4 separate regions of the Homo sapiens genome follow, and regions 2, 3 and 4 are each linked to region 1. A link is a contact called in ENCODE Hi-C or POLR2A ChIA-PET data. All regions are on one chromosome and are shown on one strand. The core of a region is the stretch at or near the end of the contact, and the rest is flanking DNA. Distances in the headings are between cores, read along the strand shown. Region 1 holds the start of GGA1 (golgi associated, gamma adaptin ear containing, ARF binding protein 1). Region 2 holds the start of DDX17 (DEAD-box helicase 17). Region 3 holds the start of CSNK1E (casein kinase 1 epsilon). Region 4 holds the start of PLA2G6 (phospholipase A2 group VI).

Evidence for each region. A loop is a pair of places that touch in the nucleus more often than their neighbours do. ChIA-PET counts read pairs that join two places held with the same protein, here RNA polymerase II (POLR2A). Pooled maps may share reads with other maps.
Region 2: a loop to region 1 is called in a map of B cell, with 7 times the contacts of the local background. The contact joins the promoter of DDX17 here to the promoter of GGA1 in region 1. A Hi-C loop is called at or near these places in 1 of 168 maps with a recorded cell type or tissue (B cell), 3 of 37 single-sample maps with no recorded cell type and 9 of 50 pooled maps.
Region 3: a map of B cell shows a loop between it and region 1 (10-fold over the local background). The contact joins the promoter of CSNK1E here to the promoter of GGA1 in region 1. A Hi-C loop is called at or near these places in 1 of 168 maps with a recorded cell type or tissue (B cell) and 7 of 50 pooled maps. POLR2A ChIA-PET finds 5 or more read pairs at or near these places in 1 of 52 experiments (activated CD4-positive, alpha-beta memory T cell).
Region 4: a loop to region 1 is called in a pooled map, with 8 times the contacts of the local background. The contact joins the promoter of PLA2G6 here to the promoter of GGA1 in region 1. A Hi-C loop is called at or near these places in 3 of 37 single-sample maps with no recorded cell type and 6 of 50 pooled maps. POLR2A ChIA-PET finds 5 or more read pairs at or near these places in 1 of 52 experiments (BJ).

What each region holds. Positions count from the first base shown.
Region 1 is chr22:37,604,152-37,611,986 of GRCh38, reverse strand. It overlaps GGA1 (golgi associated, gamma adaptin ear containing, ARF binding protein 1), which reads right to left and starts at 3,153. Exons shown (of 17, transcript NM_013365.5): 1 at 3,084-3,153. The coding sequence starts at 3,126. RefSeq lists enhancers at 2,324-2,433, 2,148-2,769, 3,374-3,543, 3,694-3,773, a silencer at 2,764-3,213 and a cis regulatory region at 4,518-4,977.
Region 2 is chr22:38,502,079-38,509,913 of GRCh38, reverse strand. DDX17 (DEAD-box helicase 17) reads left to right here and starts at 3,603. Exons shown (of 13, transcript NM_006386.5): 1 at 3,603-3,963. The coding sequence starts at 3,677. It also overlaps a transcript of DMC1 not described here. RefSeq lists enhancers at 2,768-3,177, 2,755-3,646, 3,578-3,767, 3,647-4,538 and silencers at 3,858-4,127, 4,158-4,327.
Region 3 is chr22:38,313,071-38,320,905 of GRCh38, reverse strand. It overlaps CSNK1E (casein kinase 1 epsilon), which reads left to right and starts at 3,473. Exons shown (of 11, transcript NM_152221.3): 1 at 3,473-3,746; 2 at 6,737-6,824. The coding sequence starts at 6,749. It overlaps TPTEP2-CSNK1E (TPTEP2-CSNK1E readthrough), which reads left to right. Exons shown (of 15, transcript NM_001289912.2): 6 at 6,737-6,824. The coding sequence starts at 6,749. RefSeq lists enhancers at 1,129-2,033, 5,835-5,884, 5,905-6,074, 6,145-6,204 and a silencer at 3,756-4,145.
Region 4 is chr22:38,177,096-38,184,930 of GRCh38, reverse strand. It overlaps PLA2G6 (phospholipase A2 group VI), which reads left to right and starts at 3,101. Exons shown (of 17, transcript NM_003560.4): 1 at 3,101-3,267. RefSeq lists a cis regulatory region at 21 and enhancers at 1-93, 2,829-2,938, 2,855-3,149, 3,099-3,548, 4,179-4,248 and 1 more.

The DNA of each region.
Region 1 (7,835 bases), core at 1,904-4,403:
AGAGATGGAATTTCACCATGTTGGTCAGGCTGGTCTCAAACTCCTGACCTCAAATGATCCACCCACCTCGGCCACCCAAAGTGCTGGGATTACAGGCATGAGCCACTGTGCCTGACCAAAATATTGATTTTGGATGACAAAATACTTTTTGCATGGGAAGGCCATGGCGGCAGCCAGAGCTCGATCTTCATTTCTCCACAGCCCACCTCTAAGGACCACCCCTTCCCAGCCAGTTCTGCCCACGCCTGAGCACCGAGCTGAGGGTGTGGAAGGACACAGCCCAGGAGGTAGAACAGAGAAGGATCTGTGGACAGGAGGCTGGGGACTGACCCAGCATGTGGCGCCTGCCCTGGGCCATATGTTATGGCAGGGGGCCCAAAGCCCTGGAATCCCAGTGGCTGGCCGCCATTCATCCAACTCAGATTTAAGTATTCTGGGTGCTGGGGCTCCAGCAGTGAACAGACAAAATCCCTGCCCTCCTCAAGTTCACTGCCCAGCAAGAGAAACAATGAATACTCAGATTAACAAACCCCGTGTACTGCAGACTGTTGCAAAATGTTACAGAGCAAAGCATAGCAAGGAGAAGTGCAGACAGCCTGGGAGGTGGGGGCTGCTCTCTGGGAGGGCTTTCGGAGGGCTCTGGAGCCCTCGGGAGCTGCTCTCTGGGAGGGCTCTCAGAGCTGAGCTGAGATCGGAAGGACGAATGTTCTCTCTGGATCTAGATCTCTGTCCCAGGAGCTCCACAAGACCCTCTAGTCCCTCAGAAAAATGAAGCCCCTGTTGACCTCCTGGGGATACCAGGAATATGACCCTCCCCAACCCAGGGGTAAGGGTAACTGTCTACTCTGCCTCCGAGTCCCCAAACAAAGGCTGGGGAACATCAGTCTAAAGTTAGAGAATCACTGCCCATTCAATGACACCCAGCCAGAAGACCCTAAAACAGGAAGTCCCTTAAAGTGTCAAAGACACGTGAGTTGGAGTGAGGTCAGAGAAGCTGATTCTGGACTGCTCCTGGGTCAGACGCCAGTGAAGAGGAAGCGCTGGCATCATGAGACATCATCTTTCTCCCCCTGCCTCTGGCTGAAAGCCAGGGCCTCCAGATCCAAGGAGATCTGACTGACCTCCTTGGCCCATGGCCCCTGACCCTCAGCCCTCTTAATTCTACCTGAGGGGAGTACCCTCCCTAGCAGGCAGTTGGGGAGAACACCTAGAGAGGGAGGGAGGTGTTTCACAACAGGGTAAGACTCCACCCTGCCACTCTATAGTGCTGACAATAACATCATTTACCTCACTAGGCCGGGCGCGGTGGCTCACGCCTGTAATCCCAACACTTTGAGAGGCCGACGTGGGCGGATGAGTGGCTAACGCCTGTAATCCCAACACTTTGAGAGGCCTATATAGGCGGATCACCTGAGGTCAGGAGTTCGAGATCAGCCTGGCCAACATGGTGAAAGCCCACCTGTACTAAAAATACAAAAATAGCTGGGCGTGGTGGCGCACCTGTAATTCCAGCTACTCGGGAGGCTGAGACAGGAGAATCACTTGAACCCGGGAGGTGGAGGTTGCAGAGAGCTGAGATTGTGCCACTGCACTCCAGCCTGGGTGACAAGAGTGAAAACCCGTCTCAAAAAAAAAAAGAAGAAGCTATCCTTTACCTCCAGCCTCCACAAGGGAAGAGGAAAGATCTTACAATTCTGCTAGGACACAAAGGGGGAAGGAAAGGAGAAAATCCCAGCCCCAGTGTGTCAGGGCCCAGCCAAACCCAGGTATCTCTAACTTCTGCCTGGTTTTAGACTCTCTGGACTCTCAGAAAACCCCCACTGTTTCTAAACCTGAGAATGTTTTGTATGACCCACAGCTCAAGACCTGTGTCTGAGATCAGTTAGCCAGGGGCCCACCCATCCCCCCAGCCCAGTTGCTGCTGAGACCCAGGCGGACACTTCCGGCGTTCACAACGGTCAAGGGCTGCTGAGTGCCCCTTTTCCACCCCCTGCCCCTCTGGTGGCTAGGATGACTCTGAAACATCCCTAGAGGTTTGGTTCTGGGGCCAACCTCATGGTTCAACTCTGCTCAAGCCTGGCTTAAAAGGGGCCGGCCATGACCCCAAACCACGCTAGACAGTTGCCGGTGTGCCCGGGTCCAAGAGGGTTCCCTGAGGCCCTGGCAACGACGGGGTCCCAACAGCAGTTAAAGCCTTGGGAGAGAACCCTCACTAGACCAGGGAGAAGCCAGCCACGGCTTTCAGAGGCAGAGTCCAGGAGCGGGGCTGTGAGAGCAGGGGATCATCAGGGCTGTGGGTTAAGGAGCTCAGGTGGAGGGTTTGCGGGCTAGGAAGCCTAAGCAATAGGAAGCTACGTCTGAGGAGAAACAAGAAAAAAAGGGGTGTAGAAGCCTTTGAAGGAAGTTCAGCAAGAGCTGGGAAAGGCATCTTGGAGACTGAGGGGTTAGGCTGAAGGGAGTGACAGGGAGCTTGGAATTATTAATACTTCTGGAGTCTAAGACTCTCCCAAGCCTGTAGGGTGCGGGGGTTTCTCACTATGTGGCTAGAGACTAGGAGCGGCGGGAGGAATCAAATGGGGCAGTGGGTCCTCCCTTCCAGGACGGGGTAATGAGCAAATGTGACTACTTGCGGGCTCCAGGAACGCCATGCAGGGCCAGAGAGTGGAGGATTCGGGGCCTGAAAATAGTAGGGTCCCTCCCTCCCGGGTGTGAGATGCAACCCCGGGGAACCGCTCGCGTGCTCCTTCCCCGGGCCGCTACTCCGTGAAGCAATGTGAGCCTTGGGGGTTGGAGGCTGCTCTCTCCGTCCCGGGGGTTCCCGGCGCAGCTCACTCGCCGTCCCAGGGGTCATGGCCCAGGGATCCGACAGGTGGGCGGCGCCCGCTCCCACCGCTGGACCGCGCCGGGGCCGGGGTCCTCCATCGCTCCAGGGTCTGAGGGGCCGACTGAGGACACCGCCCCTCCCGGGCCGGGGGCGGGGCGTGAGGAGGGGGCGACCCGTACCCCGCCCCCGCCGGGAAGGGGCCCGCCTCGTGCCCCCGGTTCCGGTTCCGGTCCGGCCCGCGCCCCTCCCGGACACTCACTGATTCGCGCCTCCAGAGTCTCCGGCTCCATCGCGGGCTCCATCCGCCACCGGCCCCCAGCCTCGGCACCGCCCCCCCGCCCCCCGCAGCTCTCGCGGGACCTCCTGGGCACCGCCCTCTGCCGATTAAAGGGGCAACGTCCGAACGGGCGCGCTCGGCACCATAGAGAGGCCAACGAGCTCGCCTAGAGCGTCACCTACTCGCCCAACCCCACCCCCACGCGGCGTCTACGTCGCAGCTGGGACCGGCCGCCTGCTTTTCCGTTCCCGGCGCTCAGGCGGGAGAGGAAGTGGAGATACTGCAGGCTAAGGGCAGCACCATGGAAACCCCAAGGGACGCTCTAACTCGTTCTGCGTCACGGAGATGTCTGTGACCGCCTCCGGAAGAATTCTCTGCGGGCATGTTGCTGAGGGGCTCTGAGGCCACTTCCGGAGCCCTGAGCGGGTACTTCCGCTTAGAGTCGAACGTGGGAGAGTCCCTTAAAAGGGCGATAAGCTACATCCTCATGTACCTTGGCCGCTGTGAAAATGACGAAAATAAATCAGTTTCTTGAGTGCTTACAGTATTCTGGGCATTGTCCTAAGCACTATTTGTAATTAATCCATTTAGTTCTGACTCCTTACAACAAACCCACCAGATAATTAGTCGGCCTGAGGCCGCACAAGTAGCAGAGCTTGAACCCTGTGCCGTCTCCTCCATTCATCCAGCCAACGTTTAATGAACTCTTTGTATTTGCTTTGCTCTGTGATGGGCACAGAAGGAGATAGACAAGGCCAGATATTTATTACAGTGTGATAGGGGAAGCCCACGGGGTAGTGGGAACAAAGGAGGGGGCTCCTCCCCCAAACTGGGGTGGGGTGGGTGGGGGTGTTGTCAGGGGAGGGGTCGTGTCAGGGGAGGGGTCGTGTCAGGGGAGGTTTCAAGAGAAAGTGATACTGTACTTCGCTCAAAGACAGTCGGATTTCTCCACGTAGAGCTGGTGCGAAAAGATATTCAGGGAGAAAAAGTAGGATGAAGGCCGAGGAGGGCGGATCACGAGGTCAGGAGATCGAAACCATCCTAACACGGTGAAACCCCGTCTCTACTAAAAAAAAAAAAAAAAAAAAATTATCTGGGCGCGCCTTTAGTGCCAGCTACTTAGAAGGCTGAGGCAGAAGAATCGCTTGAACCCGGGAGGTGAAGGTTGCAGTGAGCCGAGATTGCGTCACTGCACTCCAGCCTGGGCGGCATAGCGAGACTCAGTCTCAAAAAAAAAAAAAAAAAAAAAAGTAGGATGAGTCCAGGGAGTTGGAAGTATTTCAATACGGCTCCCAGATATCTGCAAATAGATATCTATTTGCAGGAGATATCTTGGAATTAGGCTGGGGCAAGATCACCCAGGTCCCATGTTTTGCTGCCCTTTTTTTTTTTTTTCCCTGTAAGCAACGTTGGAGGTGTCGTTACAGTTTTACGGATGGTAGCAAAGTCAGGCTTTTGTTTTAGAAGGGTCCAGCAGTGGGAGGAAGATAGCAGTGGGAGCCAGACTGGAATCGGGGAGGACAGTACGAACAGACTTCCTAAGCTCGGCGCCTTTTCTCCTGTATCTCCCTCCATCAAAGACCTCCCTCACCTTGTGGCGTCACGACCTGGCGGCGCCTGGTCCCCGACTCACCTGGGTCCATTGCACTCTGTCGCCCCCTCGCGGCCGGCTGGGAAACCGGCCCGTGGCGACCTCTCCAGCGGTCCTGTGCCTGGGAGGGTTAAAGCTCCACTGAGACTAGGGAATCTGGCGAATCCGGTTCTGCCTTGGCGACTGACCTCGATTCACCTTGCGGAACCGCAGTAACCTCATCCAGGAGATGAGGGGGCTGTGCTGGGTCAGTTTTTCCCCTAAACTCAACCATTCAGCGACTGGGATGCTTTTCTAAATTCTCTCCCAAAGGCCATTGAGATTATACAGGGAAGTGATATGTATGTTTATTGCATTCCTCAACAAAAGCTGTAACGTAGTGTATACTTATAGCTTTTTGTTTATGTCTTTTACTACTGAAATGAATTATATATATTTTTTTATTTTATTTTATTTTTGAGACGGAGTCTCTCTCTGTCGCCCAGGCCGGAGTGCAGTGACGCGATCTCAGCTCACCACAACCTCTGCCTCCCGGGTTCAAGTGATTTTCCTCCCTCACCCTCCCGAGTAGCTGGGATTACCGGCGCCTGCCACCACGCCCGGCTAATTTTTTCATATTTTTAGTAGAGACGGGGTTTCACCATGTTGGCCAGGCTGGTCTCGAACTCTGGACCTCAAGTAATCCACCCGCCTGAGCCTCCCAAAGTGCTGGGATTACAGGTATGAACCACTGCGCCCAGCCTATTATATTTATTTTTGAGACAGAGTTTTACTCTGTCGCCCAGGCTAGAGTGCAGTGGCACGATCTCAGCTCACTGCAACCTCTGCTTCCTGGGTTCAAGCGATTCCCCTGCCTCAGCCTCCTGAGTTGCTGGGATTACAGGCATGCGCCATCATGCCTGGCTAATTTTTGTATTTTTAGTAGAGACAGGGTTTCGCCATGTTGGCCAGGCGGGTCTCGAACCCCTGACCTCAGGTGATCCACCTGCCTTGACCACCCAAAGTGTTTGGATTACAGGCGTGAGCCACCACGCCCAGCCTGAGATGAATTATTACTGAAATAAAACTCACATCGCATTTACTGCATTCATTTAGGGACATGTCTGTGCTGTCAGGAGTCACTTTTAAAGACAAAATAGATTTGATTTAGGTGCAAATTCTGACTTCACTGCTTTCTGGATGATCTTGAACAAGTGTGTCTGCAAAATTAATCCCCTACCACATGTTCCCTACCACCTTTTCTGCTGAACTTTTCTCCTTAGCACTTATCTCCACTACATATTTCATTTCTTTGTTGTGTTTTGTGTCTCTCTCCCCCACCAGAATGTAAGCTCCACCACGGCAATGGATTTTATTTAGTTACTTCACTAATAATATATCCCCAAGCCCTAAAACAGTAACTGTTACACAATAAGTATTCAATAAATATGCATCAAATAAATGAATGAATATGCCCAACATTGCACAGTGAGTATGGGGGTTTGGAGAGGCGAGCCAGGCTGTGCTTGTAACAAAGGCTCTAGGCTGTCCCTCTGAGTTCTGGGGAGCAGGGCGTGATAAGGTAGACTCAGGAGCTGTGTCTATGCGTGAAGGGCCTGGCCCAAACTGGGGATCAGGGTAGGAGGTACGGTAGGAGGAACCTAAAGATGGTGAAAGGAAGGAGGACCAACACGGGAAACTTGGAGGAAATGCCTGTGGCAGCCGTTCCCACCCATTCCCCACCATGAGCAAATGTGTTGCTTTGAGAGACTTGAGGAACCCCTGAGAAGGGCAGGTAAAGCTCAGCTATAATCACCTAAGCCATGCCGACCTCTAAGGATTTAACACCTCAGCTCCTTCCTAAGAAAACCCCTGGAACACTGGAAACGTTGGTGAGGGAGGGCTGGGGCGAGGGAATAGGAGCTGGGGAGATGGGCATCCTTGCAAACTTGGAGGAGAGATATGGGGGAGGACATGCAATTCTTTCTTGGAGGAGGATTGTAGAAGGTTCAGGAAACAAACTGAGGCGTGGCCCCAGCCTCAGCCCCTGTGACTCCAGTCAGATCCTGCATGTCCCTTCCGGGCATGGGAACCTCAGGGGAGGGGGGCACAGAGGACCATGGTTGTCATTGTCGCCTTTAATATTCCCACAGACCTCAGAGTTGAATTCTATTCTTCCTGTTTTACAGATGAGAAATCTGAGACTCTGAGCAAGGATGTGGTTGGCCAAGGCCCCCACGTGTCTCCATCACAAGAGCCCACATCAGAGCAAGTCCCTGCCTTCAAAGGATGGAAAGCACAGAAGCAGGCTGGGCGGGGTGGCTCAAGCCTACAATCCCAGCATTTTGGGAGGCCAAGACGGGTAGATCACTTGAGGTCAGGAGTTTGAGACCAGCCTGCTCAACATGGTGAAACCCCATCTCTACTAAAAATACAAAAATTAGCCAGGTGTGGTGGTATGCACCTGTAATCCCAGATACTTGCGAAGCTGAGGCACAAGAATTCCTTGAACCTGGGAGGTTGCAGTGAGCTGAGATCGCGCCACTGCACTCCAGCCTGGGCGACAGAGTGAGACTCCATCTCAAAAAAAAAAAAAAAAAAAAAGGCTAGTGGCTCAAGCCTGTAATCCCAGCACTTTGCCAGGCAGAGGCGGACGGATCACGAGGTCAGGAGATTGAGACCGTCCTGGCAAACATGGTGAAACCCCGTCTCTACTAAAAATACAAAAAATTAGCTGGGCGTGGTGGCGCGTGCCTGTAGTCCCAGCTACTCAAGAGGCTGAGGCAGGAGAATTGCTTGAACCCAAGAGGCAGAGGTTGCAGTGAGCCAAAATTGCGCCACTGCACTCCAGCCCGGGCAACAGAATAAGACTCAGTCTCAAAAAAAAAAAAAAAAGAATAAAAAAAGAAAACACGGAAGCAAACAAAGCACATGGAGGTAATTACGAAGGGACCCAAGTGGGCTAGTGTGAGAGAGTAGAGGCCATATGGGAAGTGGCCTGGACAGGCCTGTTGGAGTTGATATTTAAGCTGAGAAGGAGCCAGCGGTAGAAAGGGTGACTACGCAGACAGCAAGTGCAAAGGTCCTGAGGTCACACAGCTAAGAAGACAGAAAGCAGAATTTGAACTCAAGCTTGATTCTCTGCACCCAAAGTTCATGCATGA
Region 2 (7,835 bases), core at 2,354-4,853, 900 kb before region 1:
GGGTGGATCACTTGAGGTCAGGAGTTCAAAACCAGCCTGGCTAATAATGGCAAAAGCCAGTCTCTACTAAAAAATATAAAAATTAGCGTCATGTCGCATGCTTGTAATCCCAGCCACTCAGAAGGCTGAGGCAGGAGAATTGCTTGAACCCAGGAGGCAGAAGTTGCAGTGAACCAAGATCGCGCCATTGCACTCCAGCCTGGGCGACAGAGTGAGACTCTGTCTCTAAAAAAAAACAAAAAACAAAAAAAGCTACATAGGCCTCTCACAATTTGCCCACAAAGAAATTCCTTGTGGGCCTCCAAGATCTTTACACTAAAACAGTTCCGTTGAATTTCACCCCGACAATGTACATTGATGGTTTACCATCACAAGCACAGGACAAAGGACAAAACTAAAAAGTCATCCCTCTGCTCGCCTGAAACAAACACATAGCTGACTGCTGCCTCTGCTCTATGATTATTTTATCTTACGTGAAAATGCAGATTATCTGAGCGTGAGCAGAAAGCATCAGTGAAGACTATCAAAGACCCAGAAGAGGACACGGACACATGGAGCGGGGGAACAACACATACTGGGGCCTGTTGGGGGTCGGCGGAGGGAGAGCATCGAGAAGAATAGCTAACGGATGCTGGGCCTAATACCGAGGCAAGGGGTTGATCTGTGCAACAAACCACCATGACACACGTTTTCTTGTGTAACAAACTTGTATATCCTGAACATGTACCCCAGAATTAAAATAAAAGTTGATGACAAAGGCCAGGCAAGGTGGCTCACGCCTGTAATCCCAGCACTTTGGGAGGCCGAAGCAGGCAGATCACCTGAATTCAGGAGTTTCAGACCAGCCTGGCCAACATGGTGAAACCCTGTCTCTATTAAAAATGCAAAAATTAGCCAGGTGTGGTGGCGTATGCCTGTAATCCCAACTACTCAGGAAGCTGAGGCAGGAGAATCGCTTGAAACCAAGAGGCGGAGGTTGCAGTGAGCCAACTGCACTCCAGCCTGGGCGACAGAGCGAGACTCTGTCTCAAAAAACAAAAGCCGTTGAGATGTCAGTTGGCCCAGAAACACAAAGGGACAGTCACAGACTCACTGGACAAGGGTATGGCGTGGTCGAATGGCTAAAAGGTCAGGCACTGTGCCAGGTAGGCACTGGGTCACGGTGGTGAACAAGTAAGTTCCTGCACTCACAGATTTTACGCTCTAGGAGGGAGACAAAAAGTGTTTATGTCAAGCAGTTACTAATTCAAATGAAAGCAAAGAAAAATGGAAAAGAGAGAATGCATGTGTACTTGTGAAGGAGGAGAGTATGCAGGTTATGCAGTGTTGCATTGGGTTCTGGGGAGGCCTCCCTGATTGAGTGACATGTGAGCACAGACCTAAACTGAGGTATCTAGCCTTGCTGACATAGAGTAAAGAGCGAGTGCAAAGGCCCTGAGGCCGAGTGTGGCTAGAGTAGAACAAGGAGGAAAGACAGAAGAGGGCTGCATCCTCAAGGGCTTGTAGGCCACTGTAAGGCCTTTGTCTTTTCTTTCAAGTGGAAACCTCTGGAAAATTTTAAGTAAAGTGACATAATAAAAGGACCCCTATGACTGCAGTGTGAAGAATAAATTCAGAGTGAGCAAGGACAGGAGCAGGCAGATTAAAAAGAGGCGAGCGCAGTCATCCAGGCAAGAGATGATGAGGATTGGGGCAGGTTAACAGTGTAAATAAAAGAACATGACCCAGGCCGGTGCGGTGGCTCACGCCTGTAATCCCAGCACTTTGGCAGGTCGACACGGGTGGATCACGAGGTCAGGAGTTCAAGACCAGCCTGGCCAAGATGGTGAAACCCCAGCTAAACTACAAATATTAGCCAAGTGCGAGGGCAAGCACCTGTGATCCCAGCTACACGGGAGGCTGAGGCAGGAGAATTGCCTGAACCCGGGCGGCAGAGGTTGCAGTGAGCCGAGATTGTGCCACTGCACTCCAGACAAAAAAAAGAAAAAGAATATGACCCAGGCGAGTCTCAATCACTTTAAGAGGTTCACTTGCCAATGTTAAGAACGTACTTGGGGAAAAAGAACACATAACCACAGAAAAATCAGTGGTCCATGTTTTTTTTCTTTTTGAAGCTCCTTTTCTTATGCTATGTTCCCAAAAATTTGGGAAACAAACACTCAGCACCCACACTGAGGGGCCAAATCTCCCCGCTTCTACCCATCTGTTGAATTGAGACGTTAGATGGGCCCGTCTCGAGGGCCCTAACAGCTCAACAGTCGTGTGACGCCATTTGGCCAAGCTTGCGGGGCTTCAAAATGCAGTTTGAGACGACAGGAAGCAGGTAAGGAGAGGGAAGCCAGTCTGGAAGGAATTGAGCGGAGAACGTGGACTAGCCTGGTTAAACACTTGTCCTTAGCCTTCGCCCTTTCTGTGTCTAAAGACCATCGCTCTGAAACCTTGTTCTCCTGAGAGTGCTGGGGTCTTCTCCGGGCCTTCTGAGGAGCGCCGTTCAACGGCAGCAAAGGGCCCACGGAGTCCACTGGGGCTCCAAGCAATTTTTTTTTTGAGACGGATTCTTGCCCCGTCGTCCAGGATGGAGTGCAGTGGCACGTTCTCGGCTCACTGCGACCTCCGACTCCCGGGTTCAAGCGATTCTCCTGCCTCAGCCTCCCAAGTAGCTGGGACTACAGGCACCCGCCACCATGTCCTGCTAATTTTTGTATTTTTCGTAGAGACGGGGTTTTGCCATTTTGGCCAGGCTGGTCTCGAACTCCGGGACTCAGGTGATCCTCCCGCCTCGGCCTCCCAAAGTGTTAGTATTACAAGCGTGAGCCACCATGCCTGGCCTCCAAGCACATTTTGTTTCTGTATTAGCAACAGCTGTGCTCGGCCAGGGACGGTAAAAATATACGGTTCAGAAAATGCACCTCAGTGTGAACCAAATGTAGCTGAGGGCACTTTAACCTGGAAGGGACATCGCCACCTCACAAACTCCGGAAAGAAAGGGACACGGCTCTTCCATCATGGCTGCCGGAGACAGAGCAGCGAAAGGCAACGGAAAGGAAATGGCGCCGGGGCCCGCCGCCATTCTCAGCGGGCCCAGGGCGGTGGGGCGAGAGGGCTGGCGGCGCCATATAGGAAGGCCAGCCACGGAATTTAAGACCCTCCCGGCCTCTGGCGCCAGAGGACTCTGAAACTTGATAACAATATGGAGGACGGTTATTGTCTCTGCAAAGCAACTTCTTCAAGCCGGCCGCGGGGTCTGTACCGAGATCGGAATCAGGCAAAATCCTCTATTCTCTAAACAGAATGCGTTACGCATACTGCGCATCTTAGCAACAGCAGGCCGGCTAACGACGCAAAGAATGTTACGTCGCACCAGAGGCGCTTCCTCCCACCTCATCCCACGTTCTAGTTCGGGTGGCGCGAGAACTCTACGCTCGCTCCGTACTTTGTTTTTCTTGTACAGACCGCAAAATACACCCATCGTCGCAACTGACGTAAAGTGCTTCCAAGAATACCCGTAGTTCCCCGCGGAGCCCTCGGGCTATTCCGAGGCGCTGTTTACGTATCGTCTCCGCCGTACGCAGCGTTAAGTTGGAGCCGACTCAGCGGCGGCCGCCATTTTGTGCAGTCGCTGGGAAGGAAGGAGACGCCTAAACCGCGGCACTGCCCGGTTTGAGCGTAGCCAAACCTGCCCACCGGCTTTGTAGCCCCGATTCTCTGTGTTTTGCTCCCGTCTCCGACGAGAGAGGCGGCGACGGTGGCGTCTGCGACGGGAGACAGCGCGTCGGAGCGAGAGAGCGCTGCGCCTGCCGCCGCCCCAACAGCGGAGGCGCCGCCGCCATCGGTCGTCACCAGACCGGAGCCGCAGGCCCTCCCGAGCCCGGCCATCCGTGCCCCGCTCCCAGATCTCTATCCTTTTGGGACCATGCGCGGAGGAGGCTTTGGGGACCGGGACCGGGATCGTGACCGTGGAGGGTAAGGGTGGGGGAGGAGAGGAGAGGCCTGGCGTGGGGGTGGGGGAGTTGCTTCTTGGGGAGGCCCGGCGGACTGCGAGCCTGGGAGCCTTGCTCTCGACCCGGGAGGCGAGGGGAGGCGACTCGAGGCGAGACAGCGGTTTCGTGCGCGGACCTCGGCCCCGGGGTCACTCGGGACCCGAGGAGGGCGGCCGCTTGGCGACGCTGGGCCTCTCCGTGCGGACGGCCGTCGTGGCGCGGCCCGGCCCCATCCCAGCCCCGCGGGGGATCGGGAGGGGCGGCCTGGCCGCATCAGCCCAGGCCCGGGCTTTGGCGCCTCGCCTGGTTTCCCGGCTCTCGAGCCGGGCCGCTTCGGGCGGGCTGTTCGATGTCTCCAGGCCTCGGCGTTCATCTGAAAAACGCGGATCTTCCTGAGAGAACACTTCAGCCCAGGAAAGCCTTACACGAAATGGCACCCTTGACGTTCTCTCCCCAGAGTTCACTGTTTAAGGCACGGGAGACGAAAAGACCAACTTCTCATTTTTAGAAATAGATTTTAATTCTCTTCAGTTATATTTTAAGTCGGAGGAAATGCATTGGGATGTAAAGCAGTGGAGTTGCTTGCCATCTAAATGACCGTGTTTGGGGGAAGGATGGGTTTTTGGGTCGTTACTTTAGTTTTAATCTTAATATTTCAGCCTTTTTTCTCTAATTGGACTGCAGCGTCAACTATTCTGCCTCGCTAGAAAGTTCTTGGTATTGTGGACCGGGCGTGGTGCCTCAGGCCTGTAATCCCAGCGATTTGGGAGGCCGAGGCGGGCGGATCACCGGAGGTCAGGAGTTCGAGACCAGCCTGATCAACATGGAGAAATCCCGTTTCTACTAAAAATAACAAAATTAGCCTGGCTTGGTGGCGCATGCCTGTAATCCCAGCTACTCGGGAGGCCAAGGCAGGAGAATCGCTTGAACCCGGGGGGAGGAGGTTGCAGTGAGCCGAGATCGCGCCATTGCACTCCAGCCCGTGGCAAGAGCGAAACTCCGTCTCCCCCGACCCCCCCGCTTCCCCAAAGAGTTACGTGACGCCACTTGATATGTGTGTGTGTGACCTTGGTCAAGATCCTACCTTTTGTGAGCCTGTTTCCTCTGAGGAACGTGATAATTGCCTTTACTTTGCTGTGTTGTCAGGAATTAAGAGATAATGGATGTAATAGTCTCACTGTAGTAGGCGCTCTGTTAACGATATTTTCTCCAAACGTTTTTGTCTTTTGTGGTTCAGATCCACAACTGCTGGATTTACTAGTCTCAAGCACTTCAGTTGCCACTTTTTACAAAATTATTTTGATTTATACCTTATTAGGAAGGAAAATATTTTATCTCATTGTTTAGAGGATGAGAGGTGGAATGTTTGCTTCGCGTGTGACAGTATTGCTAAGTTTAGAAGTGAATTTCAGTTCATTGACTTAGAAAAAGAACTTGAGATTATCTAGGAAAGTTGAAAACGACCCAGCAATTCCTCCCTAAGCTTTATACCCTAGACTGTAATGCCTAGAGAAATCCTTGCACAGGTACCCCAGGATCCTTGTACAGAAAAGTTTATATACCAGCATTCGTGCTAACAGGATATTGGAAACAACGCAAATGTCTCCATAAATTGTGGGTATTCGTACAATTGAATCAGCCGTGAAAAAGAGAAAAGAACTTGGATTAATGTGGATAAGTCACAGAAGTGTTGAGTTAAAAAGCACGTTGTGGTAGGGTGACACATTTAATTAAGGATATGTGCAAATATGATAGGAAAGGGAGTGGTTAACAAAATTCAAGGTAGTGGTTATTAGGGTGAAAGTTGTAAGCTTGAAATAGGCACATAGAGGGGCTACAAGTTACTAATAGTGTTCTATTTCTTTACCATTGGTGTTTGGTTTAATATTTCCTTTCACCATATATATGCTTTAATAAGTTATTTGAAAGGAAAAAAGTGAATTACTGATCCATACTTTGAGTATCAGATGACATTTTTTAAAAATTTCAAACGAACTAGCCTTCTTTCATAAGATCTGTGCCCCAACTCTCCCTTTCCCAAGAAATGTTCTTGATTATTTGAATTGCTGTTGTTTCAACTGAGTGTTACACAGTTGAAGTGGTGGTTATTTTGAAAAAGGAATAGGTGAGGTCAGTTCATGTATTTCACATGTGTGATGCAAAAATGATAGGCATTGTACATTTGAAGTAGTATGGTTTTTAATGTTAATATATGACTTCAAAGGTGAATTTTTTTGTAAAGCCAAATTAAACTAATTACTGACCGGATAAAAACATTTGAGCAGCATAGTATACCAGAGAGTACAGTGTGCGTATTTAAAGATGGCATGGATATGCTCAAAAGTAAAAGGCTTTCTTGAATTTTGAGGTCATTAATTATGTCAGCATTAATTATAAACATGGAAGACGGCATATTTTCCAAGAACCACATGTTTCAAATTAAATGTTTAGTGTAGAATAGAATGTCTTGAATAAATAGCCAGGGAAGTAAGGAGAGAGGAAAAAAAAATACATGAATGATAATCATCAGTTTAAAGCCTTAACAGGAATCTTACTTTCAAGTTTTATTTTTTCCTAAGTCACTAAGGTTTGGGTAGCATTGCAATGTGGCAATAACAATGAAGTCTTTTATAATTTGCAAGAGTGATAATCCAAAGACTTTCTACCTCTTGAAAAGTACCTTATTTAGCTGCTTCATTTGCAAGTGTGGCGGGAGCGGCAATTGAGGTGGCCTTTTGGTCTGTTCAGTATTGAGTCTTAAGCTGAGGGGCATATTAAATATGTCGCTGACACGGGTATCCCTATGCTATGTGCTCTTCCTGTTCTGATTCTTAATTTGTCTTCACTGTCTCAGTAGTGGTATAAATGGAATTAGCCAAGTTCTGCCTGTTGAGTGTAGGTATCCAGTGATCCCAATAAAATCTCCTGCCATCAATTTTTGTTACGTATGTATTTAGAGGAATGTCTGGCTGGTTAAGCCAGAGTTCTAATGGCTTTGAATTGCAGGAAATTGAGGCCCTGTAGAATAATACACCTACTTGCCTATCAATGATAAAGTGGAACTTTATATAAGATGAAGTTACAAGTGGGTTAGAGTGGGAAAAGGGAACTAAATTCAGTACAATATTTTACAAGGAGTAAAGAAACTGAGAAAATGCTATACAGTTTGTATGCCAAACAAAGACCTGTACTTTACAAGATCGAAATAGGGAAAATTAAGGCCATCTTAGTGTTAAGATTCTTCTAGGAAAAGTAGCTTCTGATTTCTTAAATATTAGCTTTGGCTAGTGGTCATATTTGTATTCCTCTTGAGCTTGTCTGTTGTGAAAGGTATATAAAAAGCAAGAAGTTGATCTTAAGTAATTAGTTGAGTGTTAAAGCCTTAAATAAGTCTTGTTAGTGTTTTTTTCTCTGTAAATTAATAATACCATTTGGGAACAAGAAGGAGATAGAAGGTAAAAGTAGAGATCAAAGAAGAAGGAAAGGTCATAAATCTATGTTCAGCTTTTTTTTTTTTTTTTTGACGGACCCTCCCTCTGTCTACCAGGCTGGAGTGCTATGGTGCCATTTCAGCTCACTGCAACCTCCGCCTTCCGAGTTCCAGCGGTTCTCCTGCCTCAGCCTCCCAAGTAGCTAGGGATTACAGGCGTGCACCACCACGCCTGGCTACTCTTTTGTGTTTTTAGTAAGAGACAGGGTTTCACTATATTGGCCAGGCTGGTCTCAAACTCCTGACCTCAAGTGATCCACTGGCCTCCGCCTCCCAAAGTGCTGGGATTACAGGACTGAGCCACTGCCCCCGGCAGGCTCAGCTCTTTTATTAGCGTAAGCTAAAAATGAAGACCAGTCTACCAG
Region 3 (7,835 bases), core at 2,224-4,723, 710 kb before region 1:
ATCTTGAAGGGTCTGAAATAGGGAGCAGGTAAAAAATGTCAGTTTGGGAACACAGTGGCTCACACTTGTAATCACAGCACTTTGGGAGGGCGAGGCAGAAGGGTCACTTGAGCCCAGGAGTTTCAGACCAGTCTGGGCAACACAGTAAGACCCCATCTCTATAAAAAATTTAAAAATTAGCTGGGTGTGGTGGTGCATGCCTGTAGTCCCAGCTACTTGGAAGGCTGAGGCAGGAGGATCGCTTGAGCCCAGGAATTTGAGGCTACAGCGAGGTATGATCCTGCCACTGCACTCCAGCCTGGGTGACAGAATGAGCCTCTAAAAAAAAGACAAAAGCCAGTTTGGAAAGGTGTTGTGAGAGCCACTATTCCTGAACCAATGCAGAGCAGCTGAAACCCAGGGTGGGCCCCTTGGGAGCTGGCAATTCACCCCACACCTATTCTAGCCTGATTTCATCTTCTTGTTGGCTTGCAGAGAAGGTAGCTAGGGGAACTTTGCCACACCCTTGGGTTTTTTGTTTTGTTTTGTTTTTTATTTATTTTTTTGAGACGGAGTCTCGCTCTGTCGCCCAAGCTAGAGTGCAATGGTACGATCTCGGCTCACTGCAACCTCCGCCTCCTGGGTTCAAGTGATTCTCCTGCCTCAGCCTCCCGAGTGGCTGGGATTACAGGTGCCCGCCATCGTGCCCAGCTAATTTTTTGTATTTTTAGTAGAAACGGGGTTTCACCGTGTTGGCCAGGCTGGTCTTGAACTCCTGACCTCAGGTGATCACCCGCCTTGGCCTCTGAAGTGCTGGGATTACAGGGGCGTGCCCGGCCCCACCGTTGGGTTTTAAAGTTAGGAGTTAAATCTGAGAGGAATCACTGTGAACCAAGTCGGAGAGAGAAGTCAGGCTGTGGGGCTGCTGGAACACGTAAGGTTTTGTTTTTCACTTTGGACCAGTCTCCCCTCCTCAGCTGGGTTTTGTGTCATGGTTTGCCTTCCCTTATAGCTTCACTGCAAAGCTCTTTGGAAGGGCCCACACACAGGTCTTCCAGGGATAGGAAGGACAAGGACTTGGGCCCACAACTCAGGCAGTGGACAACAGCATGTCCTTCCAATGGCAAGGCAGGGAGGCTCCCTAGCAGGCCTGGGGATGAGCCGGGCTCCTCAGCCTGGCTGGCCCAGGGAACTGAGCAGGATCTTAACTGGGGCAGGGGGTGGGGTGGGGGTGCTGGGGTGGGAGGTGTGGTTACAAGTCCTGAATGCAGAGGGGAGAACGTGAACGTGCTGCAGTCAGACCTGGCGATCTGGCTGGGTTAGGAAGGGGCAGGGGGTCTGTTCCAGCCAGGCCCAGTTTAAGGGAGAGGTTGATCTGTGCCCTTAGGCAAGCACTGGGAGGAGCCTGATTCCTTCTCTGAAAGAATACAGTGTAATCTGTTGTTGTTTGAGAGGATTAAATGAGATAACAAATAACCTCCTCTCCCAGGGCTGGTTGCCTTGAAAGTGCTGAAGAAGAGGAGGGCTTTGGGAAGCAGGGCCCAGGTTGGAAGGTTAGGGGTGGTAAGGACTGGAGGACACAGGGGCAGACTTCACCCCCTGCTCAATTGTGCCCAGGCCTCTCTGCCTGGGCTCATGTGAGGAAAGAAACAAAATGGGTGGCGGTGGGGTGGCGCTCAGGCCGGCTGAGAACTTGGGCCCAGAGTTACCGGATCTCCTAATGCCCCCAGAGAAACAGGGAATCTGGATCTGAAATATGAAATCTTCCAGTTTTAAAACTTTGGGGAGTGGCCAGGCATGGTGGCTCACGCCTATAATCCCAGCAGTTTGGGAGGCCGAGGCAGGCGGATCACTTGAGGTCAGGAGTTCCAGCCCAGCCTGGCCAACCCCGTCTCTACTAAAAATACTGTGTGGTCCTGGGCAAAAATTAGCCAGGTGTGGTGGTGCACATCTGTAATTCCAGCTATTCAGGAGGGAGGCTGAGGCTGGAGAATCACTTGAACCCAGGAGGCAGAGGTTGCAGTGAGCCGATATTGAGCCACTGCACTCCAGCCTGAGCCACACAGCGAGACTCTATCTCAAAACCAACAAAAACAAAAAGCAAAAAAAAAAAAAAAAACTTTGGGGATTAATTAACAAAACAACAACAGAAAGCACCGCGCAGGCCAAGTAAAGCCCACCACCTGGCTGGTGACCCCCTGCTCTGGCAAAGGTGTCACTGAAGGCAGGCCCTCCTGGGAGGAGGCTTCTCACTCTCCTGCTCTTGGAAATGGGCTCTAGATAGACCCAGTTTCCTGGTGATCGCTGGGAGAACAGAGCTGTCCTGTTGGGCTTTGTGGTCCTGGGCAAAGCCCTTCCCCTCTCTGGGCCAGTTTCCTGGCCGGCGAAAGGACTTAGTCTGTGGGGCTCCTGCCCGTTTGGACACGTGTGTGACTCAGTCCCTCAGCCTCGAGGAGGGAAGATACGGCTATTATAGAAGTGACTCCTCCCAGGAACTGTGCTTCCGGGATTGGACGCAGGGCCTCAGGCATTTTGCGTGTCCACAGTCACAACTGTGTGAATATAGGTGTGTCATAATTGGAAGCTTTGCATGGCTCAGTGTAAATATCATCACTTTAATGACTTTGTTCTGCAACCTTTCATCGCGGCTCTGCATGCCGGTAGAAGCTTTTATTAATTCTGTGACCTGGGGAGGACAGGGTCCTTCCTCCCATTTGCTGTTTAAGGAAACCCAAGCTCAGAGCTGGGAGGTGGCTTGGCTAAACGTGCACCACTCGGAGCCCAGACTCAAGTGTCGGTGCTTTGGTACTTGTGGCACCCCTCCTTCAACAGGGGAGAATGAGGTTGGGATCTGAGGGGTCCTCTCTGTGCCCATCACAGTTTGAGCTTCAGGGAAAAGAAGAAGAGGTCTTTGCCCTTCGTTTTTCCACGGGAGGAGAATGTATGAGCCCAGGCTACCTTTCTGGGCCTTGTGTCGACATCCCTAGCTGTCTCCTCAAATCTCTTGCCCTGAATCAACCTGGCCTGTGTTCTCTGCGGCACTCGGAACCTGGAGGCGGACTGAGCCTCCAGCAGTCTAACATCTTTTGCAGTGTCGTGAATAGCCGCCTGTTTTCGCAGGGGCCCAGTGCTCTGCCTGGAGAGGAGAGAGATCCTGGCAGGCGGGGAGAGGAGACTTTGGGTCTAGACCCTCCCCTCCCATCCCCTCACCTCCGCTTTTTGTGCGCCCTCCTCTTCCCTCTGTCCCCCCCGCACCCCGTCTTTTCCACCTGTGCCCTGGACTGCATTAGGGTGTCAGTATCTGTGTGCTCCCCCACCCCCACGCGTAAGCCCGCGCGCCTGCACTGAGGCTGGGGAACTGCGTCTCGCAGCTGCGGCCCCCAGCGCGGAGGGCGCGGGCCCTTTAAATCCTCCGGGGCGGCGGCGGCGGGCCGGGGATGACATCAGCGGGCGGGCCCGGGGCTCAATGGGAGCCGGCGGGCGCGCGCGGTGCGAGAGCGCGCGAGCCGGCGGCGGGGGCGGGCGGGCGGGCAGGAGGCCGGGAGGAGGGAGGCGGCGGCGGCGGCGGCGGCGGCGGCGAGAGCCCAGAGCCAGAGCCCGGCCGGGGCCGAGCGGAGCGCGGCGGCGGCGGCGGCGGCGGCGGCTGGGCCGGGAGAGGCTGGCGCGCCGGGCGGCTCCGCGAATCCTCCGGCATCCGCCCCGGCGGGCCGCCCCCGCCCGCGGCAGCCCCCCGAGCAGTGGCCCGGCATCGGCGCCTTCCCGGCGGGGTAAATATCGGGGGGCCGCGGGCCCGCGGAAGGGTGCAAACCTGGGGGGAATCGGGCTCCCTCAGCCTCTTTGTTTTTGCTGGAGAGGGAGGGAAGGGAGGGCAGACACACGCGCGTTCGCGCTGGGGTGTAGGGGGGGCAGCCCGGGCGCCGCCCGCTCGGCCCGGCGAGGACAAAGGCGCGGCTGGGGACGAGGAGGAGGGGGCCTGTTATTTTGCAGGCTCGCGGGGGAGGCCCCCCGGCCGGCCTGCCTCCGCTTCCCCCCGCTGGGCCCTCCGAGGCCCCGGCCGGCCAGGCGGCCACCCCGGCTGTGATTTGGGGACGCTGAGGGAGGGGGCTTGGGGTGCTGGGCGCCGGATACTGTTGATTCGGGCCCGCGTAGCGTTTCATCGGACAATCACCGGCGCCCCCTGCTCTCCCGGCCCCGGCGCCCGGACCTGGGGGTTCGCAAGGCTGCGCCCGCTCGTTGGATGACGGGCGTTTGGGGGTCCTAAGGTGAAGAGGTGTGTGGTCACCAGGCCACTGATTTGTTTTTCTTTGTGGAGAGAAAGAAAGGGGTGGGGGTTATTTGTCGGATCGGATTCTCCCATTTTTGTGTGAGAGATTGATGTCTTGCAAGTCTCTAAGGAACGCAAAACAGTGTCTGGGTGTCGTTAGAGGATTCCCAAGCTCTTGTTAATACCCTAACTCGAAGTGGGGTGAGCCCCCTCCCCAACTTTTCCCTTAGTTTTCTTGCATATTTTCTTCCTGGCATAGCCTCCTTCCTGGAGAAGGATTTGGAGAGAGGAGAAGGGGACACAAGTGTCTCAAGTTGCTTCCAAGCAATGCCTGTGTTTGGGTCTCCTTTGCCTTCGTTTCTATGATGTCCCTTCAATTTTTATTTTAATCGTCCGAGGGACAAGGGCCCCGGCTCAGGGGTAGGCGATGGTGTTCGGGGAGTAAGAAGCACTGCCCGTGTGCCATGCTGGTTGGTAGTTTGTCTAATTTTTTTAACCTGCTGAAACTCTTGAACCTTTATATCCACTTTTCCCCCCACTTTGTTTATCTCCCCCCCTCCCCCATGGGAGAAGCAGCAAAAGAACTGAAAAGCCTCTCCATTCCTGAATGAAGCTTTTCTGCTCTCCTCTGGGAGGCTTTTTGGGTATTGGTGCCGGGACAGTCTAGGCTCCCCCAGGGACCTTGGACCCCTGGGGTGTTGGGGAGCGACTGGGGGTCTGGGTGGCTGGCACATAGCAGTCAGGGGGTCCTGAAGGGCTTGCCCCTTCCCGCTCTCGTTCTCTGCAGACAGCCGGTGAGTGGGGAGAGACTGGGGGGTCATGTGCAGTATATTTATGTAAGACACCCAGACAGAGGGCACGGGTATTTATATAACCCGGCGTGGGTATTTATGTAATATAGGATGCGGGTATATTTATGTTCCTTTCCTAACCTGCGGGTTTCCTGGCTGCCATGTGTGGTCTCTGAATTGGTGTTGGCAGAAAGTGGACTGAGGTGTTGGGGGGGGGTTGCGTGCACACCCCCCCTTACCCCCCAACAGGGCTCACTGTGTGTGCCTGCTTTTCTTTCTTCCGTTGGAGTGTACACACTCGGGAAGCTGGACGTGTGTGTACGTGGGATGTGTGGCGTGTGGGTTTCCTGCAAACGTGGACTGTGTTCCCCTGGCAGCGTGGCACCTCAGCTGAGACAGGCCAAGCATATGGGCAGCGGCCCTTGATTGAGAGCCCAGAGTTTGGCCAGCTCTGGTGGAGGTCCCTGCCTCGTGGTTATTGGTGGAGGGCTGGTGAGCTCCTTGGGAGCCAGGTGCCGGGGTTCCCTGTCTCTCCTGGGATCTGCCCACTGTCCCTGGAATCCATCTCCCTCCCAGGCTGGCCTGGTTGTTGGGGGCAGCACTTGGCACGGGCAAGGGGCTGATCTTCTGTGCCAGCACAGCTGCTCTGCAGTCTTCCTGTTTTGCCCTGTTTGTGAGTGTGGGAGACCACCAGGTGGGACAGCCGGAGCCCTGTCCTCGGCGAGGCTGTACCATCTGCAGGGTGGTGTGGGACAGGTGGCATGGCCTCTGTGAGCCTGAGTACCCTGTCTGTGAAAGGAGTTCCCTCTTGCTAGTCCTTGATGCTGGTCCTCTTGTAAACACCCCTCCCCCTGTTTACTGCAGTCCCTGGTCCCTGTCCCCACGGCAGCACTGCCTCCAGGCCTTCAGTTTCCTCCTCTGCTGACCAGGAACAGGGTGTCCGGACTTTTGCCCCAGGCCAGAGCAGAGGGGTCCCTCCTCTGCCCCAGGCCAGAGCAGAGGGCTCCCCCCTGGCCCTGAGGAAGGAGAGAAGCTGCTCACATCAGAACTCCTCCTCCCACCCATCCGGGGCAGGCGGCTAAAACCCTGGCTCAGTCCCCTTTGTTGTTCTATGAGGGCCCTCTTAGGAGACCCTCCTAGTCTTAAAGGACGCCAGCTCCAAACAGTTTATCCAAGCGGCTATGGGCCTCCGTGTGAGGTCTTGGTGTCATGACGTAGAGATGGGGAGGTGGCTGGAAGGTGGATGGTCGAGGGCATTCTTTTCTGCCTTCCCCCCAGTAGGGGATGCGACTTTCTCCTGCAAGGCGTGCTGGGCACTGGCGAGGTCTGGCCTCTGGGCAGGGGCAGTACTTGGGAAGACCAGGCCAGGCTGTGGGAGCCTGGGGGGTAGGAGGTGTAAGAGGGCTGATGCCCGTTGTGATCCCTTGAGAAGCTTCTTTTGAGGGGCCCCTGAATGAGCATCCCCCAAAGACATGCTTGCTTGGCTGCTTCCTCTCTGGCCACACTGAAACCTGTCCTCAGCCTGCCTTAGCTGTTCCCCAGGTGTGTGGAGTGCAGGCTGTGGGCCACCTGACACCTGCAGAATGTGGTCTTCGAGAATGCAGGTTTTCGAGTTCCTGGTGGCTCTGCCTGGCCTTGGTGGACTGGACCCCTTTCCCGGCTCCCCACGTCGCTGACCCTCATGTTCCTGCTTCCTCTGCAGCAAGAGTGAGCCATGGAGCTACGTGTGGGGAACAAGTACCGCCTGGGACGGAAGATCGGGAGCGGGTCCTTCGGAGATATCTACCTGGGTAAGTGTTCCTAGCTCCAGCTGGAGCCCCTGGGGCCAGCCCATGGGACCAAGAGGAGGAAAGACCCCAGGATTTGGGGATCTGAAGTCAGAATGTGGCTCCAGGGGCATGATTTGCCCCAGGGCCATCCCAGATGGGGAAGGAAGCAGCAGGTTGCCGGGAGGCAGGCCAGGGGGCTCCTCTCGCAGGCCAGGCTGGGCACTGGAGGGTATTTTTAGCTCCAGTTTCTGCAGGAGTCATGCGGTTCTTTTGTGCCTCAGTGTCCCGGGTCAGCTGGGTCACCAGCTGGGTGTGGGAAAACCCAGGCGGGGTTCACATCCTCTCCCCTGCTTCCTGGGAGAAGGATATTGGTAGATAGAAGGGACTTGGGTTGCTGCTGGACCCCTAGCCAGGCCCCCCTCTCTATGTCCTGGCCTCCTGGAACCCAGCCCAGGCAGGCTTTGGGATGACGCAGGCTCCCCTGTAACCTCGGGGGTGGGGTGGGGGGATGCGGTCTCCTCATTAGGGAGTTCTCTCTCTCTCTTTTTCTCTCCGGATGTGCTTCCTGTTGAAAGTATGAGTATGCTGTGATGTTGCATTTTAAACAAATCACTGACCTCTCAGTCCTCCCCTTGGCCTGGGAGAAATGAGGCTTGCGCCTTTCAGTGCCACTTCTGAGGGGCACGGTCATGAGTCTTGGCCCTTCCTTTGTGCTTATTGGTCCAAAGGGAAGGTATTTAGTGTTGGTGCTTGTGGATTAGCGGGTGGAGGCTTGAAGTTGCTGGAGTGAGGTGGCCAGCCCTTCTACGAGTTATCCTCATTCCTGTCCCTGCACCCTCAGAAGCAGGCTAGACACACCTCTGTGCCTTGGTTACCCTCCTTGGAAAATGAAAATCAGCTCTGTCCAGTGCAGAGAACACCAAGTCTGTGTGTCGTGTCCATCAGCTCAGAACTTCGGGGTTTCTGTTACCCCATGGTTAGGGTTCCTTGGAGTATGAAATGTGCTAAGGAAGCCTCAATGGAGACGGGGAC
Region 4 (7,835 bases), core at 1,852-4,351, 570 kb before region 1:
GGGAGGAGCCTAGCACAACACCTCAGGAGAAGTTCTTTTGACTTTAACTGCTAGCAGCTCCATCTGCTAGCACTACAGAACACACTCCCTCGTGCTTACTTGCCCCATCCCTTTACTTGCTCATTCAATGCTACCTAATAATCCCCTCTATTCCATCTTTTGATTTATCTACTCATTAAATGGTTTCCACCAGAAATACCTAGGGAAGGGATACTTAACTTCATCAGGTACTGAGATTCTATTTTGTGAATGTCTTCTGTGGATCTTTGACTGTTTCCAGCAATTGATCCAGCCTCTCTTGGCCTTTTCTGCATTTTATTATTTATTTATTTATTGAGATGGGGTCTTGCTCTGTCGCCTAGGCTGGAGGGCACTGGTGTGATCTCAGCTCACTGCAACCTCCACCTCCTGGGTTCAAGAGATTTTTCTGCCTCAGCCTCCCCAGTAGCTGGGATTACAGTTGCCTGCCACCACGCCTGACTAATTTTTTTGTATTTTTTTGTAGAGACGGGGTTTCACCATGTTGGTCAGAATGGTCTCGAACTCCTGACCTCAGGTAATCCACCCGCCTCAGCCTCCTAAAGTGTTGGGATTATAGGCATGAGCCACCACACCTGGCCCTTGTCTGCATTTTAGATTCACCTGTGTATCTGCATTTCCAAATGTGCTTTGCAAAATCCTGAATGCAAGGGTGGGTGTTTGTTGAAGAATGGGACACCTCATGTTGCCCCTGTGGGTTTTCTCAGGAAGGAAAGATTGCTTGGCAGTGCGTGGAATGCATGGCCTTTTGCAAGCTCCTTGATAACCATCGCTCTAACTTTGCTTGTTTGGGGTGTGGAGGCAAGATATTTTCATTGAGAATTCTGAGTCTTTATCCTTTTCTCTCCACTTCAAGCTGAAACTTTTTTTTTTTTTTTTTTGAGACATGGTCTCGCTCTGTCACCCAGGCTGGAGTGCAGGCGATCTTGGCTCACTGCATCCTTGACCCCCCGGCCTCCCCTGCACAGTAGCTGGGACCAAAGGCATGCAAGACCACACCTGGATAATTTTTGTATTTTTTTTAAAGACGAGGTTTCTCCATGTTGCACAAGCTGGTCTTGAACTCCTGAGCTCAAGTGATCTGCCCACCTCGGCCTCCCAAAGTGTTGGGATTACAGGCGTGAGCCACTGTGCGCAGTCAAGCTGAAACTCTTAAGCAAATTTTAAATCTTACTTTAAGGAACAATTTCCTCACCTGTAAAATGGGGACACGAGGATATGATGGAAGTGAAGTCACTTTGTAACTGGTAAAGCTCTGTACAGATATTAGTTAAGATGGTTAATTTCATTAACCTGTGAAGATTCTTAACTAAACCTTGCGCAAGTTGCATTGGCTGCCCTGTCTAGGCACTAATATCTTTAGACGGACTAAGGAGGAAACACACTTTTTTTTTTTTTGAGACAGAGTCTGGCTCTGTCACCCAGGCTGGAGTACAGTGGCATGATCTTGGCTCACTGCAACCTCTGCCTCCTGGGTTCAAGCAATTCTCCTGCCTCAGCCTCCTGAGCAGCTGGGACTACAGACTATGGCCAGCACACCCAGCTAATTATTTGTATTTTTAGTAGAGATGGGGTTTCACCATGTTGGTCAGGCTGGTCTCAAACTCCTGACCTCAAGTGATCCACCCGCCTCAGCCTCCCAAACTGCTGGGATTATAGGCGTGAGCCACCGCACCCGGCCTACACGCTTCTTTTCACAAGAATGACACCCGCAACTATACTTCCCACGTAAATGGAGAGCAGTCTGGCAGATTCATCTAGACCTAGGGTTGGGTGATTATTAGGGAAAGAAAAGGTCCAACCAAGCCAGTGGGCTGAAGAGAGGACATGACCTGCTCAGTCCGAAGCAGATGTGTGACTAAAGTCTAGTCTCCTGGCTTCTCTGCAAAATACCTCATTATCGGCATTATTAACCCTAACAACTGCCATTTATTGAAATCCCACTATGTGCACGAATGGGGACCAATTTACTTCTAGATATTACAACAATCTTGTATTACTGTGCCCACTTCCTGGATGATGGGTCTGAGGTTCACAGAGATCATTTGCCCAAGTTCCTACTGAAAGTGCTAAGGTATTTCCTGAGACTGGCTCAGGGTGTGTTGCCAGACAACAATGCACACATTTTTAACACAATACTAAACTTAGTATATTATACTTATGTTAAAAATTTCGGAGCCGGGCGTGGTGGCTCACGCCTGTAATCCCAGCACTTCGGGAGGCTGAGGCGGGCAGATCACTTGAGGTCAGGAGTTCGAGACCAGCCTGGCCAACATGGTGAAACCCCGTCTCTACTAAAAATACAAAAAATTAGCTGGGCGTAGTGGCGGGCGCCTGCAATCTCAGCTACGCGGGAGGCTGACGCAGGAGAATCGCTTGAATCCGGGAGGCGGAGGTTGCAGTGAGCGAGATCGTGCCACTGCACTCCAGCATGGTCGACAGAGCGAGACTTGTCTCAAAAAAAAAAAAAAAAAGGACATGTGGTAATTCCCCTAGGGAATTTGGCCTTAGTTGTGAAAAATAAAAAAGCTATAATCAATTTCTGTTCTATCGGAAAAAAATGTATTGGCTGTTTAGCTGAAATTCAAATGTAACTTAACATCCCGTATTTTTTATATGCTACATCTGGCAACCCTGGCTTGAGGCTACCTGGCAAAAATCAAAACAGGTTCCTCCTTGTTATGCCCTATGCCTCTGTTGCCTTTATTTTTATCTTTACGAGCAATCATTAACAGTAACTTCAGACTCCAGGCTCTGGTCGCTTTAGGAGGCGGAAGGCGGACTAGGGTAGGACTCCTGGCCCTCATCAACAGGACTGCCAAGAAGCCGGGCACCTTCTGCCCCGCACAAACATGGCCGCGCCTCGCCGCCGAGGATTGGCTCCCGCCGAAAGCTCGTCCTCCTGGCTAAGGGAGCCCCTTCCATTGGGCAGTTAAAAAAAATGGCGGACCCCGCCTCCCGCCGTCCTCGGGCGCGGGGGCGGAGCCTAGAGGAGGCCTGGGACAGGGCCACCAGTGATTGGCGGAGAGCGGTGGTCAGGCCATCACGTGGCCCGAGGCCCGTTTGTTTGCGGAAGTAGGAGGAAGTAGAAGTGCTGAGTAAGCCGAGGTGAGTGACCTCGCGGGTGGGCGGGGCCTGGGGGTCCGTTCCCCAACTTCCTCGGCGCTCCGGACTCCCAAGTCTCCGCCGGACCCTCCTTTGGATATTCCTCGTGTCTCCGATTCTGAGGCATGTCCTCCATTAACCCTTATGTGACTCCCTGAGTGCCCCCACCTTCCATCTTTTCATCCCCCTGCGTCCCCAATTCCCATCCCGAGACCGCCCGTGTCTCATCTCGAACTTGTGGACCCCAGGGACCCCAGCTTCGACCCTGAGTTTCTCCCCTGAACCCCAGTCTCCTCCGTGTGTCTCCCTCAGTATCCCTAACTTCCCGAGTCAATCCATCTCTTCTCTTTCCCCGACCCTCAGTGCCTCTTTAGGCCCCATTGGCCGTCCTAATTTTCCTTCCTGTGCTCCTCTAAGTGCTCACTTGATTCCCCACTTCACGTCCGTCTCCACCTTTCGTGGTGCCTCTACTCATTTCTCACTCCCTGCTTCTCCTGCCTTTCCTCCCTGCTTTTTTTCCTTGCCTTTCCTCTCTCGCGTGCCTCCAGACCTGCCCCCGACATGCTCCCTCCTTCCCCTCAGCCTGGCCACCCCAGAGTCTCCCACCCCTAATCCTGTGTCCACCTCCTGCTCCCACAGATGACTTGGAAGCTGGTGACAGGGAGCATGTGACCAGGGTGATCATGGGACTGGGTCGGGGCAAGCCTGTGGGTGTGGGACAGGGAGGGCACAGGGCAAGGGGACCTGTGGCCGTATTTTTAATGGGCTACCCACATGACCCCAACGAATACCTCCCCCTAGCTTCTGGGTCTTTCCCTCACCTGCCTCTTACCCGCCCAACAGGATGTCAGGCAGGTTCGGTTTGGCAACGTTGAGGCTGCACCCTTGGGCTGAATGCATTGTTTTTGAATGCATTGTTTTTGTTAGAGTTTCTGCCTGGAGTTTGGAACCTGTTTTCTGTCCAAGTCTCAGTTTCCTCATCTGTGACAGGGGAACTGTACCTCCTGCCCTCGTAAGTCTGCCATGAGGTTCAAAATTTGAATGAGAAAATGTAGAAGGTAAAGCTTTATAACCAGTATGGCCCTGTACAAATACATGATTTTACTGTTGGGTCATAGGCAGAATTGAAAGGAGTGGAAAGGGAAAGGGCTAGAATGAGAAGACAAGGAGAGAAGGATGAGCAGGAGGTCCCTTGTCTTTCAGTGTATCATTTGGCAGTGTTTGTTCATCACCTCTTGTGAGTCAGGCTCTTCTGTATATGTTCTCTTCACCATTCATTCAGTCATCGTTTATCTAACAAATATTTACGGACTGTCTGATGTTCTAGGCTACCCTTGGTGTGGCCAATGATATTCTCACTTCACATGAGAAAAAGAGGGCGCATGAGTTGCTTGAGGTCACACCGATGAGGTTGAAGCTGGAATCTGACACCAGAGCCTGTGTGATTGTCCTGATGTGTAAGGTTTGCTACTGTTTAGGACACTTCTTGTTCCTTCCGTGGATTACTTTCTTGTTACATGAGAGACTCCCCAAAAGGGAGTTTCCCTCTTACTCAGCAGAATGACATCACTAAGAGATACAGAAAGGAGAAATTTAAATACTCTGTGTGTGTGTGTGTGTGTGTGTGTGTGTGTGTGTGTGTGTGTCTGCAGACATCTATTGGGTGTGTGTGCTGGGGGAAGTAGGTAGGCAAGGAGTAAGGGGCCGTAGTGAAGAGTGTGTTACAAACTTCACTTTGTAGAGGGTGGCTCCCTGGGAGAATATGTTCTGTGTCTTTCACAGTGGATTTTGATAGGGTCATGTCTTAAATGCCTCTTCTCGTTTTCGGATGGTGATCTCATCCAGTCTTATTTCTTTAAGTGCCGTCTCTATTCTGTCAGCCCACAAATTTATATCCCCAGTCCAGTCCAGACCTTTCCCTGGAATGACATACTCAAATCTAGTTGCTTACTCAGCACCTCAAACTTAGGCTTTTCAAACTTGAAGTATTTATTTATTGATTTATTTATTTTTTGAGACAGAGTCTCACTCTGTCACCCAGGCTGGAATGCAATGGCACGATCTCGGCTCACTGCAACCTCCACCTCCTGATTCTCCTGCCTCAGCCTCCCAAGTAGCTGGGATTACAAGCATGCGCCATCATGCCCAACTAATTTTTGTATTTTTGTAGAGGCGGGGTTTCACCGTGTTGGCCAGGCTGGTCTCGAACTCCTGATCTCAAGTGATCCACCTGCCTTGGCCTCCCAAAGTGGTGGGATTACAGGTGTGAGCCACCGCGCCAGGCCTCAAACTTAAGAGTTTAGAATTGAGCTCCTGTTAGTTCTGCCCTCCATCCCTGACCCCACTCTTCACCAAAACATGTCCCTCCCACTCTCTTTCTCATCTTAGGACATAGGAGTATTGTTCATTCAGTTGCTCAGGTCAAAGCTGTGAGATTATCTATGATGCCTCTCTGTTTCTTACCCCACACCCAGCCAGAGTGATCTTGTTAAAATGTTGTTTCTTTGCAGTGGCCTCTCCTCTCATGGCACATGCCTGGCCCCCTGTTGCCTCTCTGATGTCACTGGCTTCCTTGCTTTTCCTGGAACTCGCTAAACATGTTCCAGCCCCATGGCCTTTGCACACGCTCTCTTTGCCTAGCTATTCATATGACTTTCATCTCTCTCCATCAGGTATTTATTTAAGATCAATTTCTTGGTGAAGACTTCTCTCCTCACCCAATCTAAAATTTCACTCTCCACCTCAGCACTTCCTATCCCCATTCTCTGGTTTTTCTCCTCAGTAGTTAATTGTCATCTAAAACCTTTGTAAATATTTACCTGTTTATCTTCTTTATTATTAGTAGCTCTGTCTAAAATATAAGTTCCAGGATGTCAGGGATTTTGTGGGGTTTTTTTTGGTTGGTTGGTTGTTTTGGTTTTGAGACAGGGTCTCACTCTGTTGCCCAGGCTGGAGCGCAGTGGTGCGATCTCAGCTCACTGCAGCCTCCGCCTCCTGGGTTTGAGTGATTCTCCCACCTCAGTCTCCCAGGAAGCTGGAATTACAGGTGCACGCCACCACACCCAGCTAATTTTTGTATTTTTTGGTAGAGATGGGGTTTCACTATGTTGGCCAGGCCGGTCTTGAACTCTTGACCTCAAGTGATCCACCCGCCTCGGCCTCCCAAAGTTCTGGGATTACTGGTGTGAGCCACCGCGCCCGGCCTTGTTTTGTTTTAAGACAGGGTCTCACTGTCGCTCAGGCTGGATTGCAGTGGCACAATCACAGCTCACTGCAGCCTCGACCTGCTAGACTTAAGCAATCCCCCCACCTCAGCCACCTTAGTAGCTGGGACTTACAGGCATGAGAGATACCATGCCTGGGTAATTGTTAAGTTTTTGTAGAGGTGAGGTCTCACTATATTACCCAGGCTGGTCTCAAAGTCCTGAGCTTAAGTGATCCTCCTTCCTTGGCCTCCTAAAGTGCTGGGATTACAGGAGTGAACTGCCGTGCCTGACCAGTCTGTTTTGTTTACGATTGTATCCTCAGCGGTTAGAACAATGCCTGCCACAATCCATCTCAGTAAATATTTGTGGAGTGAGTCATAACATGGGCCACACTGTACCGTGCCACCAGCCCAAAGATCTCTTAAAGTCACCCCTGTCTCATGTGCTTGGGAGCTCCAGTGACAGTTTCGGGGCAGTTTGCTTCCAGCTGTGGTCCAGCCAAGCGGAGTGAATGAAAGAGATGCTTTTTCCTTTTGTGAAAGGACGTTTTGCTCTGGCTCACGTGAGCAGCAGTGCATTTTGAGACGAGGGCCTTGGCTTTTGGAATCTAAGAGCCTGTTGAGCAAGCCTCGCTCAGCCACCTTCTTTCAGCTTTCTCCTGAAGGCAGTTTGAGGATTAAGAGCCTGATGCTCTGGATTCCACCTAATTGGGTTCAGATCCTGGCAAACTGTGTAACCTGTGCCCCAGTTTCCTGTGTAATGTGGAGAGACCTGGACCTTTTCTTACAGGTGTTTGGAGGGTTAAATGTGGCAATTCGGCCGGGCGCAGTGGCTCATGCCTGTAACCCCAGCACTTTGGGAGGTGGAGGTGGGCGGATCACCGGAGGTCAGGAGTTCAAGACCAGCCTGGTTAACATGGTGAAACCCCGTTTCTACTAAAAATACAAAAAATTAGCCGAGTGTGGTGGTGCGCGCCTGTAATCCCAGCTAGTCTGGAGACTGAGGCAGGAGAATCGCTTGAACCCGGGAGGCAGAGGTTGCAGTGAGCCAAGATCACGCCATTGCACTCCAGCTTGGGCAACAAGAGTGAAACTCTGTCTCAAAAAAAAAAAAAAAAAAAAAGTGGCAATTTACCCGAAACTGTGGTGAAGCGTCTGGCGCCCTGTGGGTGCTGGGCAGCAGTGGGTGCTGATGGGGTGTGAGGGGATGGGATCAAGCCCTTTCCCACTAACTTAGGAAAGAGGTTGGAATGAGCTGGGGTCAGAGGGAACATTTGCGGGGACATTTTGCCGGGAGGCTGCCTTGGAGGTTCAGAGGCTCAGATGACCCCTGTGTTCATTCAGTGTTTTCTCACCCACAGATTGAGCACCTGCTGTGTGGCCAGCCCTTTGCCTAGTGCTGTTCAAGAGTCAGAGGACATAGGCAGGCAATCCCCCACCACAACCTGCCACCCCATTTCCTCTCTTGGGGCCTTGATTTCTCCAC